Linked DNA regions of Homo sapiens: all the other regions are linked to region 4. The links are chromatin contacts, found by Hi-C or POLR2A ChIA-PET in ENCODE. All regions are on one chromosome and are shown on one strand. The core of a region is the stretch at or near the end of the contact, and the rest is flanking DNA. Distances in the headings are between cores, read along the strand shown.

Region 1 (2,700 bases), core at 130-2,629, 900 kb after region 4:
AGAAAAATGTTCAAAGTAATGCACTACTAAATTTAGTTAATATTTAGTCCATGTAGTGAGTCAGAATGAGATTACCACTTAATAGGAATGAAATAGTTATACAATGTTACTAACTTCGCCACCTAAAAAGAAACACTATTTCATTAGTGGCAAACCTTACTTTTGTATAGCGATGGGGGCATTTGGAGGCAGGAGGCTTCTTCAGGTCAAGGAAAGCATCTCCACTTTCTGTTTCACCCATACTTCTCCTATCCATGGCTCCTTGGTCTACAATGCTCTGCACCTGGAAGATAAATCGGCACAAAATTGTCACCGAGAACAGTAAGTTTTCAGAAATCTTGGCTGTTTCTTCAGAAGCTGAAACTTTTTAATCTCTCAAAACAGCTAGTGTTAAAAACAAGTCCCCACCCCAAAATTATGCTATAAATTAGAACTTGGAGATAGAATCATTGGTACTCAGTTCTCTTTCCTAGTATCCTAAGCATCAACATGGTAAAAAGTAGAAGGTGCCCAATTCAAGGTATATAACCTTTAAGCAGCTTTAACACAAGAGAAACCAAGATTAGTAGCTGCCACCCATGGGGATCTTTCAAGACTGGTGGGGAAGTTTCCCGGAGTGGGGGCAGGTAGAAGACTGGTTAGGCTGGGAACCCGCGAAGTCTGTTGGAAAGTGCCTGTCACTTGCCAATGGACGGCGCCAGCTGCCCCTTGTTATCCGGCGATCAGGGACTGGGGACGGGGCCCGAGCGCCCCTCGCCAGGCCAGCCGCACCTGTGGCCATGTCAGGGGCGCCGATGGCAAGGAAAGGGCGAGCACCGGCTTCAGCTCCGAAACTTGGCTTCCCCGGGCCGCGACCCCAACCCGCAGCCCCTCACGCAGGCCCGGGCCCAGCGGCCTCCTTCGGAGGAAGGGCGGAGACCGTACTCACTGAGGGGCGGCCGGCCGCAGGGAGGAGGGAGGCCGAATCTCCCGGCCCGGGCGCTTCAAGCTGGAGCTAGCGCAGGCCCGCAGCCGTCCTCCCCGGCCCGGCGGCTCGGTCCCCGCCAGCCAGCCCGCCGGCTACCCGCCGGCCGCCTTGCGGGCCTCGCGCCCCTGCCCACCCCCTGCGGGCGCCCCGGCGCCCGCGCTCACGCACGCGACCCCGGGAGCAATGCGCCCGCGCCCCTTCTACACCCGGGAGCACCGGGCGCGCGGTGCCCCGGACCCAGCCGCCACCGCCGCCGACCCTTACTCGGTGCCTCCGCCGCTCGGCGGCCCTTTGCCTCGGCCGCCGCTCCCCTCCCCGCTGCCCGCACCGGTCCCAGCGCCGCTCCCCGCAGCCTTCGCTCTCGCGCCCCCACCCCGACCGGCTTGGGCTGTCTCTCTTCAGCCGCCGTAACTGCAGCCCGGCCCTCCGCCCCTCCTCTTCGGCCCCCTCCCCCTTAATAACTCCCTCCACGCACCCTGGCCCCGGCGCCGCCTTCCCCGCCGCGCGCCCGGATGTGAGGTGGCTGCAGCGGTGCCGGGCGAAAAAGAAGCATCGCCGCGCGCTTCCCGGACGCCAGCCCCTGCGCGGGCCGGGGGGTGGGAAGGTGGTGGCGGCGAGGAGGAGGCCACGGTGGGGATAGCGGAAACCCGCTCCCGTGCGCGCAGGCGGTCGCCGTGGGCAGCCCAGAGGCCACCGCCGCCGCGTTCCCACGCGCGCTGCAGGGCAGAGCGGACGGCACTTGGGACCCGCGACTCGCGGCACGCCACTCTCCCGGAGGCGGTGGCTAGATGGGGCTGGGCTGGCGGCTAGCACGGCCTGTGGCGCGACGACCGCTGTATTTGCATGGTTCGCATAGGCAGAGAACCGTGGGGCTTCGGCAGTGGGAATTTGAGATAGGAGATTGGGGTCTTCCGAGCCTTCCCAGTGCGGGTTCGAACCTCAGCTGTTTTGCGAGTGGCGTGATCTTAGGCAAAGCTGACTTAACCTAAGTTTCGGTCGTGTTTCTAAAATGGCCTCTGTAAATCTATGAGGCTTATGCGCGAGTACTGGTTGCTGCATTAAAAGACAAACTTGTCACGATTGGCTTTGATAGCGATAAAGGCGACTAACAAATTCATTGAAATGTTGTTTCCCTCCGGTAACCTGAATCTGTCCTTAGCCTGCACAGAAAGGGGAAGTGCGAGTGGAGTTGGGGAAATGAGACGGCGAATGTCAAGTGCTTACCACGTAGTGCAGACTCAGGCTGACAGGGGGCCACAGAAATGCAAATATGTGAGCAGTGTGGGTAACTGCATCCTGGGGAGGAAGTCCTATGTGCTGGAATACCACAAGCACCCATTTCTGCCCTGTGGTACTGCGCAGCGTTGGTGTGAAGCGATACATAGGCGTGAAGTCCCGAGAACGCAATTTTCCTGGTTAAAGGACAGCAACGTCTACATTTCTTCCAAGAGGCCTACTTTGTTGGAACTTCACTTCACTTGTGAAATTAGGGTGTTGGGCAGTGAGTGACCACTAACTCAGCTCCCTTCTTGTGAATCTTGGCAACAGAAAACTTTTCGTTTGTATTACTGAATAAAGTGTGTTTCTTACAAACTGTTTTTTTACAGGCAAGAGGCAGAGGGAAACACTTGCACATCAGGCCTGAGTTTGCATTCTCATCTCTGCCACCTCCTACAAGCTATGGAGAGTTAGTCTATTGATTCTTAGTTTTACCTGTGAAATTGCGAAGATGA
Region 2 (2,700 bases), core at 199-2,698, 750 kb after region 4:
CAAGCGGTCCACCCCAGGTAACACAGGCAAAGAGGCTTGGCCTGCAATGGCTGCACCAGCCGCCCGAGCTGCCTCCTCCTCTGGCTGCATGCTGCCGGCGATGCCATTGCTGTTGGCTGCCAAGGCTGCCCCGTTGGTCATGTCCAAAGGGAAGCCCAAGTCCGAGGTCCCAGGGGGGCGAAAGAGCATTATATCGGCGCGGGCAGGGGGTACCAGGATCTGTACGTTGGACTGTTTGATGACTTCCTGGCAGATCTCGATAACCGACCTCATCAGCAGGAACTTGGCGGCCGTCATGAGTTCGGGAAAGCTCTCCAAGCGCACCACGATGCGGGAAGTGTAGGCGAAGTCCAGAATGTCCCCAAATACCTTGGAGCTGATAGTGTGCATCTCCAGCTCCCGGCTGCCCCCGGCCCCGCCGCCTGGTGCTGCCGTCGCGCCCCCTACATCAGCCGGACCCCCGTCCGCAGCTCCGCCGTCGCCCAACTGGGCGCTGAACACCGACTCAAAGTACTCGCTGCAGGCGGCCAGCACGGCGCGGTGCGCTGGGAAGCTCTCGTCGCCTACCCGCAAGAGCACGTCGCAGAAGCGCCCGCCGTTTTTGCGCTGCTGGTTCAGGTTGTGCAGCATCTCCGTGCTGTGTCTGCTCACCTGGTATGTGTAGCAGCCAGACGGGCCGCACGAAGCGTCGTTCACCCGCTCCATGGCCGCCGCCCCCTCCCACTAGCCCGGCCGCTGCACCTGCCCGCCCCCTCCCTTCCCCTCAGCAGCGAGAAGCGGGGCGCAGCAGACGTGTCCACACTCCCCACACGTGCCGGCCCGAGGCTCTGTAGTCTCGCAGGTGCGCCGAGTGTACACGCCCCCAGCCCGGATCAGACTGTCTAGACTGCGGGGTGCACCACCCCCCACATAGCCAACCCCCGCCCTCGCTGGACTGCGCGCCACTCTCTCCTCTCCGCCCGCCCGCCTCCCCTTCCCGGTCTACCTTCCGGGGGGGTGCGCGAGCGAAGAGGTGCGCCCCTCCTGCAAACGCGCCTGCCACCTCCCCTCCCGCCCGCCAGGCGGCGCCGGCGCGCAGCCAAGAAGGGCACGCGCACGCGGGGAGGAGAAGGAGGGGTCCGCCGCGCAGGCGCGCGCGCGCGCCGCGGCTTTTCCCGGGCCCGCTGGGGGCGCGCGCTGCGTCCCCTGCAAAGCGCGAGCCGGGGCGGGGGCGCCGGAGCGGAGGAAACAAAAGGCGAAGGCGAAGGCGGCGGCGGCGGGGCGCGCACGGGGGCGGTGGCGCGGGCCGGGTCCCGGAGCCTGGAGGGCGGTGGCGGCGGCGGCGGCGGCTGGAGCGGGCGGGCGGCGGCGGCGGCAGAGTAGGCCCTTCCTCAGGCCGGGAGAAGGCGGCGGCGGAGCGGCGGCTGTGCGGCCCCGGGCTCCGTGTGTTCGGAGCGGAGGAAAGATGGCAGCGGCTGCACTTCCTCTTGCACTTTCACCCCTGGGGGGAGGAGAAGGAGGGGGCGATACCAACAACACCCCCCCTCTCGCTTGCAGAAAAAAAAGAAACGGCGAGCTCAGAGTGGGGGCCCCGGCGTCCCCGGCCTTGCACGTGCGCGCCCGGATGCCTAGCCCGGGCCGCCTGGCGCTGCAAACTTTACACTTTCTTTGTGCCGAGCGCCCCCCCCTCACCAAGACGAGGATGCACGTCCCCCCTTCCCTATTTATACACCCCCCCCCCGCAGTCCGCTCCCCCCGCTTCCTGCCCCCCCTCCCCATTCCCCAGATCCGCCAATGCTAGAGCAGCCTGAGCCCCCGTCCGGCCCCCGCCTCCCCACCCCGCCCGCGGGGCCGGGGGCTGCAGTCTCAGCCCCCCCGGACCAATGCAAACGAAGCGCCGAGCCAGCAAACCAGCTCCCACTGCCCCTCCCCTGCCCGCTGAGAGTGGCGGCTAGCAGGGTGGGGGGGCAGGAACTGAGGGGTGCGGATCCGGGCCCCCCAGCCTGCGAAGCGCACTCGCAGGTCGAGCGGGCGTCGTCCACCCTTCGGAGCCCCGCTTTCATGCGTGAAATTCCCAGAAGTCGCCTGCGACCGCCTCCCTGCTTCAAACACCAGAGAGGGCCCGGGGTCCTGGCCGGAGACAGGCCGAACCTCCGGAGCTGCTTCTGCACCCGGTACATTGATCGATCTGATGGGCTGCGCGCCCGGAAGAGCTGGAGAGATGAAGCCAGCGTCCAGCTTCTCCCCCAAACCACAGCACGCCGAGCTTTGTCCCCGGGGAGCGTGAAGTCACCAGCTCCGGGAGGCGACAATATGAGGGCGATGGACGGGGCAGGGACCCCCGGAAGCCCCAGCAATCCTCAGGGAAGTGGGGGTGCCGGAGGAGTCGGGGACACCCTCAGGCCTCTCCAAGCCCGGAGCATCCCCAGCGCCCGCAGCCCTGTGAGACGCCGGGTGCTCTGGTAATGGGCCCTGCCGCCAGGCCTCGGCGCTTTGTCCCCGGCCCGCCCGGGGATGCTACCACGCTAGAGTTGTACACCAAGGTTTGTCTTCCCAGGAAGCGCTGGCGGCTGCCTTTGGGCCGCCTGGCGCGGAGCCCCAGGCTGCAGGCGCCGCGTGTGCGGGCGGGAAGTTCCCACAGTTGCAAAGAGGCAGCGAAGTATGTGTTCCAAACTTTCCACGGTTCCAAACTGAGCGCTTCCATTAAGAGAAGCGGTGTGC
Region 3 (2,700 bases), core at 8-2,507, 810 kb after region 4:
TTTTTGTCTCTGGGAAGTTAGAATAGTTCTTGTTTACAAATTTAACTAAATTAAACTTCCCTCCCAGGGCTGGGTGGAGGCCAGCCCTGTGGGTTAAGCCTGGCCTGTCGACTGTGGGTTAAGCCTGGCCTGTCGACTCCCGCTGGAATAATCAATCTATCAAAACAACCCATTGATCCTGAGGCAAACCGCTTTCAAAACCACCACATAGTTCCTGGACGTCCTGGCTTCCTCATGACACTTGGGGAAGAGGAGTCTTTTGAAATTTTAAATTTTATTATTACACAAGTAATACATGGATACATTCGTCTTGTAAAAATTTAACTTCAAAATTCTGTGGAATAAAATGTGAAAGGCCTTTTCTTTGCATCCCATCCCACAGTTAAGAGCTTCTGATGTATTTTTCTGTTTAGGCCTTTAAACTGCACGTTCATACACGTACACCTATATAAATGTACATTTAATTTTAAAAATAACATAAATGGTATCACTACGTAGGTGCCCTTCTGCTAGTTGTTTTCCCATTTAACATGTCCTGGGTAGCCAGTCAGACCACAGATCTACGTTTTAACGGCTGTAATCATATTTCAAAAACAGGATAGAGGCATTATTCATTTATCCATTTTCCTACTGATGGGTGTTAATATAGATTTCAATTTTTTGGTATTACAAACTATGTTGCAAGCAGCAGTTCTCTGGGAATTATCCATTCAAGTATGCACTTATTTTGGGCTCCCCATGTGCTCTACTCGGGGTTCGGAGTAAACAAAACCGACCTAAAAATAATTTTGAATGATAGAAAGGGGGCATTTTCTTTATCCAAGGGGGTGAGGCAGGCTGAAGATGGGTCTCTACTCCCTCCAAGACCATGGAGGGCGTCGGGGTGTCACCCCAGCTGTGAAAAAGGGACCCAGGACCCGCAGATGCTGGCGAGGAACAGGGGTGCGGAGCATGAGTCGGCTTTGCACCACGCCCTGGGGTCTCCAGCACTGAAGCGTTCAGTACCATGCAGAGCAGCTGGGAGCGGGTCCCGCTGGGCGGGGCCGAGCTGCGCGCGACCCTCGGCGCGCTCGGGGAGGCCCAGACAGGGGTGGCCTCTCTGGCCTCCGCTCCCGCGGGCTCTATGACACCGCACTGGCTCGCGGGACGGGGCGGGGTCGGGTGAGGGGGAGGAGACAGCCCCACGCTTTGCGACTCGCGGTGACCCCTACGCGGAACTCTCTCGCGGTAATTCGAAGTACCGCGCCTGCGTGCTGCAGTAGCGCCTGGTGGCGGTGGCAGTTTGCCCGCGGGTGTGTGAAGGGAGACAGTGTGGAGGCCACAGGGTACTCGCCACGATGAGCAGCACCTTAGCTAAGATCGCGGAGATAGAAGCAGAGGTAATGGACGCAGCTGGCGGTTCACTCTTAGTCTGAGCATTCCTTCTTTGGTGGCGTCGCTCCTTCCTGTTCTCCTTTGAGCCGCGTCAGGACCGGGCCTAGATTCCGCGACTTCTCTCAGCGAGGCCCGTGTTCCGACTGCCCTCTGCCACGATTAGGAGTCCCCGACTCTCCTCAGTCAGGGCCCCCTTTCCCCTCGTCCCGCGTCTACGCTCTCGGACTCCCCTTTGCCCGGGCCCGCGTTCCGCACCCCTGCACCTTAGGCCCTTAGTCCGTTCCCCCTCCCAGTGTTTGGCTCCTGTTCTGATGTTGTTTCTTTCCGTTTTGCTCTGAGAAACACTGAATCCTGTCCCTTATTCCATCTCTGACTTGGTCAGATAGTTCAGGATCTTTCCTCATCATCCTTCGCTGCGTCCCCCTTATTCCCCCTTTTCCCAGTGTCTACCCTAATGACCCCCTGATTCAGAGTATTTGCTCCCGGTAATCGGATCTGGAAGTAAAATGACATCTGTGTGGGAGCAGTTTATTCCGCCTGGATAGTGTGTGATTCCATTGCGTGCGGCCCTGAGAGCGCTTTACAATTAGGAAAGTGGTGTCCCAGTGTTAGATGGATCCAAACAGCTGCAAATAGTAGAAAAGGAACCCGCAGACGGGTTTCAGTCTAGTCTGGGGGCACTAATTGGAATGACCTTAATCGTCTTTCCTCTTTGGGCTTTGCTTTGCTTTGTAGTGAGGGAAATGAGCTGGATGGAGGAGATAATGGACTTTTACTCTTTTAAAGCCTGTAAACTGGGTGTGCTAACATTAGTAGGACTTGGGGAAAAAAATTATCCTCTCAAAGCTGGGGGAAGCGTTCACTGCTTCTAATTTATGGCTGTGATTCCTCCCTTTTAGATGGCTCGGACTCAAAAGAACAAGGCCACAGCACACCACTTAGGGCTGCTTAAGGCTCGTCTTGCTAAGCTTCGTCGAGAACTCATTACTCCAAAGGGTGGTGGTGGTGGAGGTCCAGGAGAAGGTTTGTGTTCTTCTTCAATATATATATTTTTAGGTATAATTTTTGTCAAAATAGTACATACATGTGGTTTAAAAATAACTAAAGATGGCCCAGTGCAGTGGCTCAACGCCTGCAATCCTAGCATGCTGGGAGGCTGAGATAGGAGGATCACTTGAGGCCAGGAGTTCAAGACCAGCCTGATCAACATAGACCCCCATCTCAAAAAAAAAAAAAAGTTTTTTAAAAACAGAAAAATAACTAAAGATGTTCTACTAAAGTAGATTTATATTTTCTAAGCATGAATTCTTGAACTGTGTTTATTTT
Region 4 (2,700 bases), core at 48-2,547:
TCCTTATAAATGTTAAGGGAATAAATAGTTCTCAATGGGGTACTCCCTGGGTATGTGCTGGGGGGAGGAGAGTTCAGCAATGTTTGGAGACATTTTTGGTTGCTGGGTGCTACTGGTATCCAGTAGGTAAAGGATCAGGGATGTTGCCAAATATCCTACTACACACAAGACAATCCTTCCCACAACAAAGACTCATCTTTGTTGATTCTGGCTCTGAAACCCAGCTTTTAAAAACTGTAACGATTTTGTTACATATCTACATCTGCAACTCAAGGGCAGGTTTTCCATCTTGTATCTTTGCAGTTCCGATGGCTAGCACTGGATACTCAATGTAGTGTGTTGGGTTAAGAACACTGGCAATAGAAACTTTCACTCTGAAAGAAACACTTAAGCCAACTATATATTCCTCATTCCCATTCCCTTCCCAGTCTTTTCATGTCACTGGGCCGATTCTCCATACAGCCACAAGAACTCCCTGAAAAACTCTAATCGTGTTACTCCTCCTTTTTTTCCTACTGCACGTAGAATAAAATCCAAGCTCTACACTATTCCTACTGCACTTAGAATAAAATCCAAGCTTACAGGCCTTGCACGATACAGTACGTGTCCAACCCCAATCTTATCAGATGCCATTCTTTTCTTGGTTTACATGCGAGTCATCCTAATGTCCTTCCAACTCCTTACACACAGCAAGCCTTCCCTGCCTACTGATCTTGGCACTTGGTTTCCCTTGTCAGGCCTGCTCGCTAAGCACTCCCATGCCCCAGAACCCATCCAAGACGTTCTGATCTTTCCCATTTCAGCCGAAATGTTATGCCTCGAAGAGAACTTCCAAGACAACACTAACCAACTAATGTAACGGTGCAGTAACGGTGAGCTCTACGTAATGTTTATCACCCTTTCGGTAAATAGTGGTCCCACGGCTCGGCCTGCTTTTGGAATGAAGCTACGCTTGGTAAGTTCAACTCTCTTTCACAGCCCTCTCCACAGAAAGAACTCTGGAGTTCGTTCTCGGATTTCACTAAACGAATACTGCCATCCTTGTCCATTCTCGGACCCCTTCTCGCAGCTGATTACGGTCACGTCGATCCCGTCTTTCCAGTCTCCACGAGACGGAGCCCGGGAAAAGAGTCGACCCCATGCTCTGCCGCCCCCGCACCCCACCCCTCGGGAATCCCCACCGTCTTTCCCAATCACCTTCTTCTTCTCAAGGCCTCCCATCGCTCCACGTTGAGGAGCCGACTAGGGCCGCGCGTACAGGGAGCTCCACTTCCTCCCGCACGTGCCCTGCCAAGGACCCCGAGGACCCTCCCCACCCCACGCTGTCTGTTTGTGCGGGCTGCCCAATGAGATGCCTGTACAAGTCCAGGGAAAGATGGGGATTTCCTCCTCAAGATTTAAAACTATAGTCTGAAAAAAATCACTGAGAACACTCTTTCCAGATCTTTCCCGCTCACAATGGTTACAAACACTTTAAGTGTTAAAACAAACGTGGATATACAGGCTTTTCTGTAATCACCCTGATGACGATTCATTGACTGTGAGCCTCGTTGCATGTTGGGACGGAGAGGGGCGGAAGGCTTAGGGACAGCGCGGTGCCTTCTGGGATGCAGAGGGGCGCCGCACTCCATGGTGCGCGATAGGATTGCGTTGTCAAGGTAACGGTTGCTAAGCGTCGTCAGACTTCGGCTGCCGCTGCTGAGAAGCGGTTCCCGAGGGGCAGGGTGAGACTGCGCTGAGTTCCCACCGGCTTCGGGTTCTCTTTGGTTCATTCGCGGTTATGCGGCTAAAATAGAAAAAAGGAAGACATTTTTCCTCGCGGAGGTATAGAGATCCTAGAGGCCACTTATATTTTCTGAGCCTTAGTGGTGGACTCGTGGTATATTTAAAATGTACATTCAAGGCTGGGAGCGGTGGCGCACGCCTGTAATCCCAGCACTTTGGGAGGCCAAGACAGGCGGATCATCTGAGGTCAGGAGTTCGAGACCAGTGTGACCAATATAGTGAAACCCCGTCTCTGCTAAAAATACAAAAATTAGCTGGCCATGGTGGCACACGCCTGTAATCCCAGCTACTCGGGAGGCTGACGCAGGAGAATCGCTTGAACCTGGGAGGCAGAGGTTGCAGTGAGCCGAGATCTTGCCACTGCACTCCAGCCTGGGCGACAGAGTGAGACTCCATCTCAAAAATAAATAAATAAATAAAATTAAATGTACATTCAACATATTCGAGCTTTTAATTTGTACACATAAATTCTGTAAGTGTTCCTCAAATAATAATTCCAAGATTTATACAAATAGTCACATCACCTTGAGATGGTGCAGTCTGGAAGTAGATGCAATTTTAAGAGGTTTTTTTTTTTTTAAACGTTTCTCCCTTTTTCCAAATTCCAAATTTCGTTCGAAGATGATCTCAAAAGTTTAAATTTGAGGCTCTTGTGAATGTGACCTGGCCCAAGGACTTGGTCTTAGAACTTACACAGAGACAGACGTTAAGCACTGGTGAATACTTGTTTTGAACTATGTGACTTGCACTATCTAATTTAAAGCTAAAATTTAAAACCCAGCAATTCCACAGTTAAAAATGAGATGAAGCCGGGCACGGTCGCTCACACCTGTAATCCCAGCACTTTGAGAGGCTGAGGCAGGCGGATCACCTGAGATCAGGAGTTTGAGACCAGCCTGGCCAACATGGCGAAAA
Region 5 (2,700 bases), core at 97-2,596, 700 kb after region 4:
CCCGCCAGCCCCGGGGCCGTCCCCCGGAGGACACTTACCCGACACGGGGGCCGAGGCCAGCCCGCTCTGCGCGTCCAGCCAGTTGAGGCAGCGGAGGCCCGGCGCGGGGGAGGTCTGGTCCTCCCGGTACAGGTGGCCGTTGTCCCAGAAACAGCCTGTGAGGAAAAGAAGCCCCCGGACACAGAATAGCGGGCAGCGAACGGAAGACGCCCAGCGTGGCGGACAGGGGAGCCGGGACCACCCGGGCTGAACCTCAGCCTGGTTAGGGGACCCCGGGCCCTGCTGGGCCTCCCTCTCCTCTCGTGGCAACACCCCCACGCCCCACGCACCCCCCCCCCCCAACTCCACGCACACCTCAGGGTGTGAAGCCCCCAGCCTGTGCCTGTCCCCCAGTCAACGCTCAGAGACTGTTAGGTTTTATTTATTTTTGAAACCTGGAAAGCGCTGCAGAAGTGCAAAGCGTTGTTACTCTTGAACTTGTGACCACTTTGGAGGAGGAGATGGAGAGGAGGAGGCCTGGCTTAGGGTCCCTTTGAGGAGCTGGGAGTTTTGGGACGGGGGGCGCCCAGACGTGACATTTGTCCCTGTGTTGTAATGGCCACGTTACATAAACTCCGGTGTTTCCTCCTTCACGGATACGGCCACCTTCTGCCCGTTTAAAAGGCAAATACTCCCTCCCAGGAGAATTCTCCAGGAGCCTTGACTCCGTCAGGCAAAAGATTCAAGACAGCCTCAAACGGAGGAAACCGGCCTCATCGCTGACTGGATGAGACTCCAAGCTCCCACTCCCCTCTGCAGGAGAACCACAGAAGGAGGCTGGGGAAGGAGGACCACACCATGCAAAGGGCTTAGAAAGAACAGGACTTGGGGAGTAGGGGAGATGAACCCCCAAGCTCCATCCACTCATGAGCAAGGAAAGGCAGAGAGAAAGTGGCTTCTTGCCTTTGTTCTTAATGGCAAAGATGGAGCTGCAAGCCCCTGACAAGGAAAGGAGGGGTGGAAAAGCTTTCACGGGACAACAGAAACCGGCTAAACGCTTCGTTTCCTGTCATCCTGGCCCTGTTTGGGAAATAGGGGGCTTTACCCCTTCTGTTTCATGAAGTTGCTGCGGAAAGGAAAGATTGTAATCTCACCTCCAGATCCATAGGCTTCTGCTAGGAGCATGTTGCTGACGAGGAATGCTTGTACCCAGGCCAACAGCATCCTTGCCTCCTTCGTCTTGCAGGTGATTGAACGACCAGTGTTTAACCGAGGCCCCCTTGGCGGCGGCTCTGCCTCCCAGTCCCAGCCTTGCAGTCAGACCTGCCCTTGTTATGCTGTTCTGGTAAACAGCCTCTCTTTAGAACTGGGAGCTTCCCAGCTAGCTTGCTGCAGCGCGAGCTGTTTTTCAGCTGAAAGGCGCCCCCTGGGTCCTAAGCCTCCTAGGTCATGCAAAATCTAACTGAGCCAAGAAAGGAACTCAGCCAAGAGATATGCAGGTTGTGCTTAGCAGCCGATCAGTTTGAGACCTGCGAGGCCGCATCCCCAGGGTTTTTCATCTCTTCTGTTTCCATTTGTGTGAGTACAGAAAAAATAATTCTATCAAGGGGCATCATGGGATGTGGGAAATTATAAGCACTAAAACACAGAACAACTTAGGGAGCTATGCACCCAGGAGGAATTCATGACCACATAGGGGGGAAAAAATAAGAGTTTCTGGTGGGGAGTGGAGTAATAGTTTTTTTTTTTTTCTTTTCTTTTCTTTTTGAGACAGAGTTTCACACTGTCGCCCGGGCTGGAGTGCAATGGCACAATCTCGGCTCACTGCAACCACCTGCCGGGTTCTCGCAATTCTGCCTCAGTCTCCGGAGTAGCTGGATTTTTTTTTTCCCTCACTCTATAGGAAATCCATTTGCTGTAATTTATATCCATCATTAAATCTCACCATATCCATTTGACTTAGGCCTTTTGGAGTTAGGCAGAAGGGCCCTTCTTCCTGTTTGGCTGACAGCTCCCAGGCAGCCTCAGTAAACTGAGAGAGAGAGCAGAGTGATTCGTCAAGACTACCTTGTGACAGGGGCACACCACCACAACCCAGCTAATTTTTTGTATTTTTAATAGAGACGGGGGTTTCACTGTGTTGGCCAGACTGGTCTTGAACTCCTGACCTCGTAATCCACCTGCCTCGGCCTCCCAAAGTGTTGGAATTACAGGTGTGAGCCACCGCGTTCGGCCGAGTAACACTTTATACCCATCCTTGAAAAAGAAAAAGGGCCTTTATGAACACTGACACTTAAAAAAAAAAAAAAAAAAAAAAAAAAAAAAAAACAGTGTAACTTGGCCAGGGTCAAATCTGTCACATTGCTTTTTCTTACATTTGAGGTTTTTTGGGGTGTTGTATATAGTAGGACTATAGAAGGAGTATCTTTAGTTGAAAACACATGTTATGCAAACATGGAAAAATTTGCTCAGCTACATTGTAATAGTCTACCCTTTCTGCCAGCCCTAAATTGTATAGAGGAATTTAAGTAAAATGTTTGCTTTTTTTTTTTTCCCTCACCCTATAGGAAATCCATTTGCTGTAATTTATATCCATCATTAAATCTCACCATATCCATTTGACTGAGGCCTTTTGGAGTAGGCAGAAGGGCCCTTCTTCCTGTTTGGCTGACAGCTCAAGTTCCCAGGCAGCCTCAGTAAACTGAGAGATAGAGCAGAGTG

Evidence for each region. Hi-C counts contacts between places; a loop is a spot of excess contacts on that map. ChIA-PET counts read pairs that join two places held with the same protein, here RNA polymerase II (POLR2A). Pooled maps may share reads with other maps.
Region 1: a map of CD8-positive, alpha-beta T cell shows a loop between it and region 4 (7-fold over the local background). The contact joins the promoter of EIF4ENIF1 here to the promoter of PES1 in region 4. A Hi-C loop is called at or near these places in 4 of 168 maps with a recorded cell type or tissue (CD4-positive, alpha-beta T cell, CD8-positive, alpha-beta T cell, heart left ventricle and 1 more), 1 of 37 single-sample maps with no recorded cell type and 12 of 50 pooled maps. POLR2A ChIA-PET finds 5 or more read pairs at or near these places in 1 of 52 experiments (activated CD4-positive, alpha-beta T cell).
Region 2: a map of CD8-positive, alpha-beta T cell shows a loop between it and region 4 (30-fold over the local background). The contact joins the promoter of PATZ1 here to the promoter of PES1 in region 4. A Hi-C loop is called at or near these places in 3 of 168 maps with a recorded cell type or tissue (CD8-positive, alpha-beta T cell and naive thymus-derived CD4-positive, alpha-beta T cell), 3 of 37 single-sample maps with no recorded cell type and 8 of 50 pooled maps.
Region 3: a map of CD8-positive, alpha-beta T cell shows a loop between it and region 4 (7-fold over the local background). The contact joins the promoter of DRG1 here to the promoter of PES1 in region 4. A Hi-C loop is called at or near these places in 1 of 168 maps with a recorded cell type or tissue (CD8-positive, alpha-beta T cell) and 9 of 50 pooled maps.
Region 5: a map of B cell shows a loop between it and region 4 (9-fold over the local background). The contact joins the promoter of PIK3IP1 here to the promoter of PES1 in region 4. A Hi-C loop is called at or near these places in 3 of 168 maps with a recorded cell type or tissue (B cell, CD8-positive, alpha-beta T cell and heart left ventricle), 2 of 37 single-sample maps with no recorded cell type and 12 of 50 pooled maps.

The regions. Positions count from the first base shown.
Region 1 is chr22:31,488,463-31,491,162 of GRCh38, forward strand. EIF4ENIF1 (eukaryotic translation initiation factor 4E nuclear import factor 1) reads right to left here and starts at 1,380. Exons shown (of 19, transcript NM_019843.4): 1 at 1,232-1,380; 2 at 161-283. The coding sequence starts at 256. RefSeq lists enhancers at 689-1,312, 1,313-1,935, 2,335-2,394 and silencers at 765-1,054, 1,135-1,784.
Region 2 is chr22:31,344,898-31,347,597 of GRCh38, forward strand. PATZ1 (POZ/BTB and AT hook containing zinc finger 1) reads right to left here and starts at 1,449. Exons shown (of 5, transcript NM_014323.3): 1 at 1-1,449. The coding sequence starts at 705. It overlaps LINC01521 (long intergenic non-protein coding RNA 1521), which reads left to right and starts at 1,862. Exons shown (of 1, transcript NR_120386.1): 1 at 1,862-2,700. RefSeq lists silencers at 205-274, 825-1,244, 1,615-1,684, 1,735-1,954.
Region 3 is chr22:31,398,347-31,401,046 of GRCh38, forward strand. It overlaps DRG1 (developmentally regulated GTP binding protein 1), which reads left to right and starts at 1,258. Exons shown (of 9, transcript NM_004147.4): 1 at 1,258-1,379; 2 at 2,274-2,397. The coding sequence starts at 1,338. RefSeq lists a silencer at 918-1,197 and enhancers at 1,285-2,190, 1,318-1,367.
Region 4 is chr22:30,590,613-30,593,312 of GRCh38, forward strand. PES1 (pescadillo ribosomal biogenesis factor 1) reads right to left here and starts at 1,298. Exons shown (of 15, transcript NM_014303.4): 1 at 1,198-1,298. The coding sequence starts at 1,221. RefSeq lists enhancers at 1,126-1,841, 1,321-1,620, 1,841-1,920.
Region 5 is chr22:31,291,142-31,293,841 of GRCh38, forward strand. PIK3IP1 (phosphoinositide-3-kinase interacting protein 1) reads right to left here and starts at 1,347. Exons shown (of 6, transcript NM_052880.5): 1 at 1,134-1,347; 2 at 39-155. The coding sequence starts at 1,203. It overlaps LOC105372997 (a long non-coding RNA gene), which reads right to left. Exons shown (of 4, transcript XR_001755493.3): 3 at 2,589-2,680; 4 at 1,803-2,011. RefSeq lists a silencer at 1-119 and an enhancer at 680-729.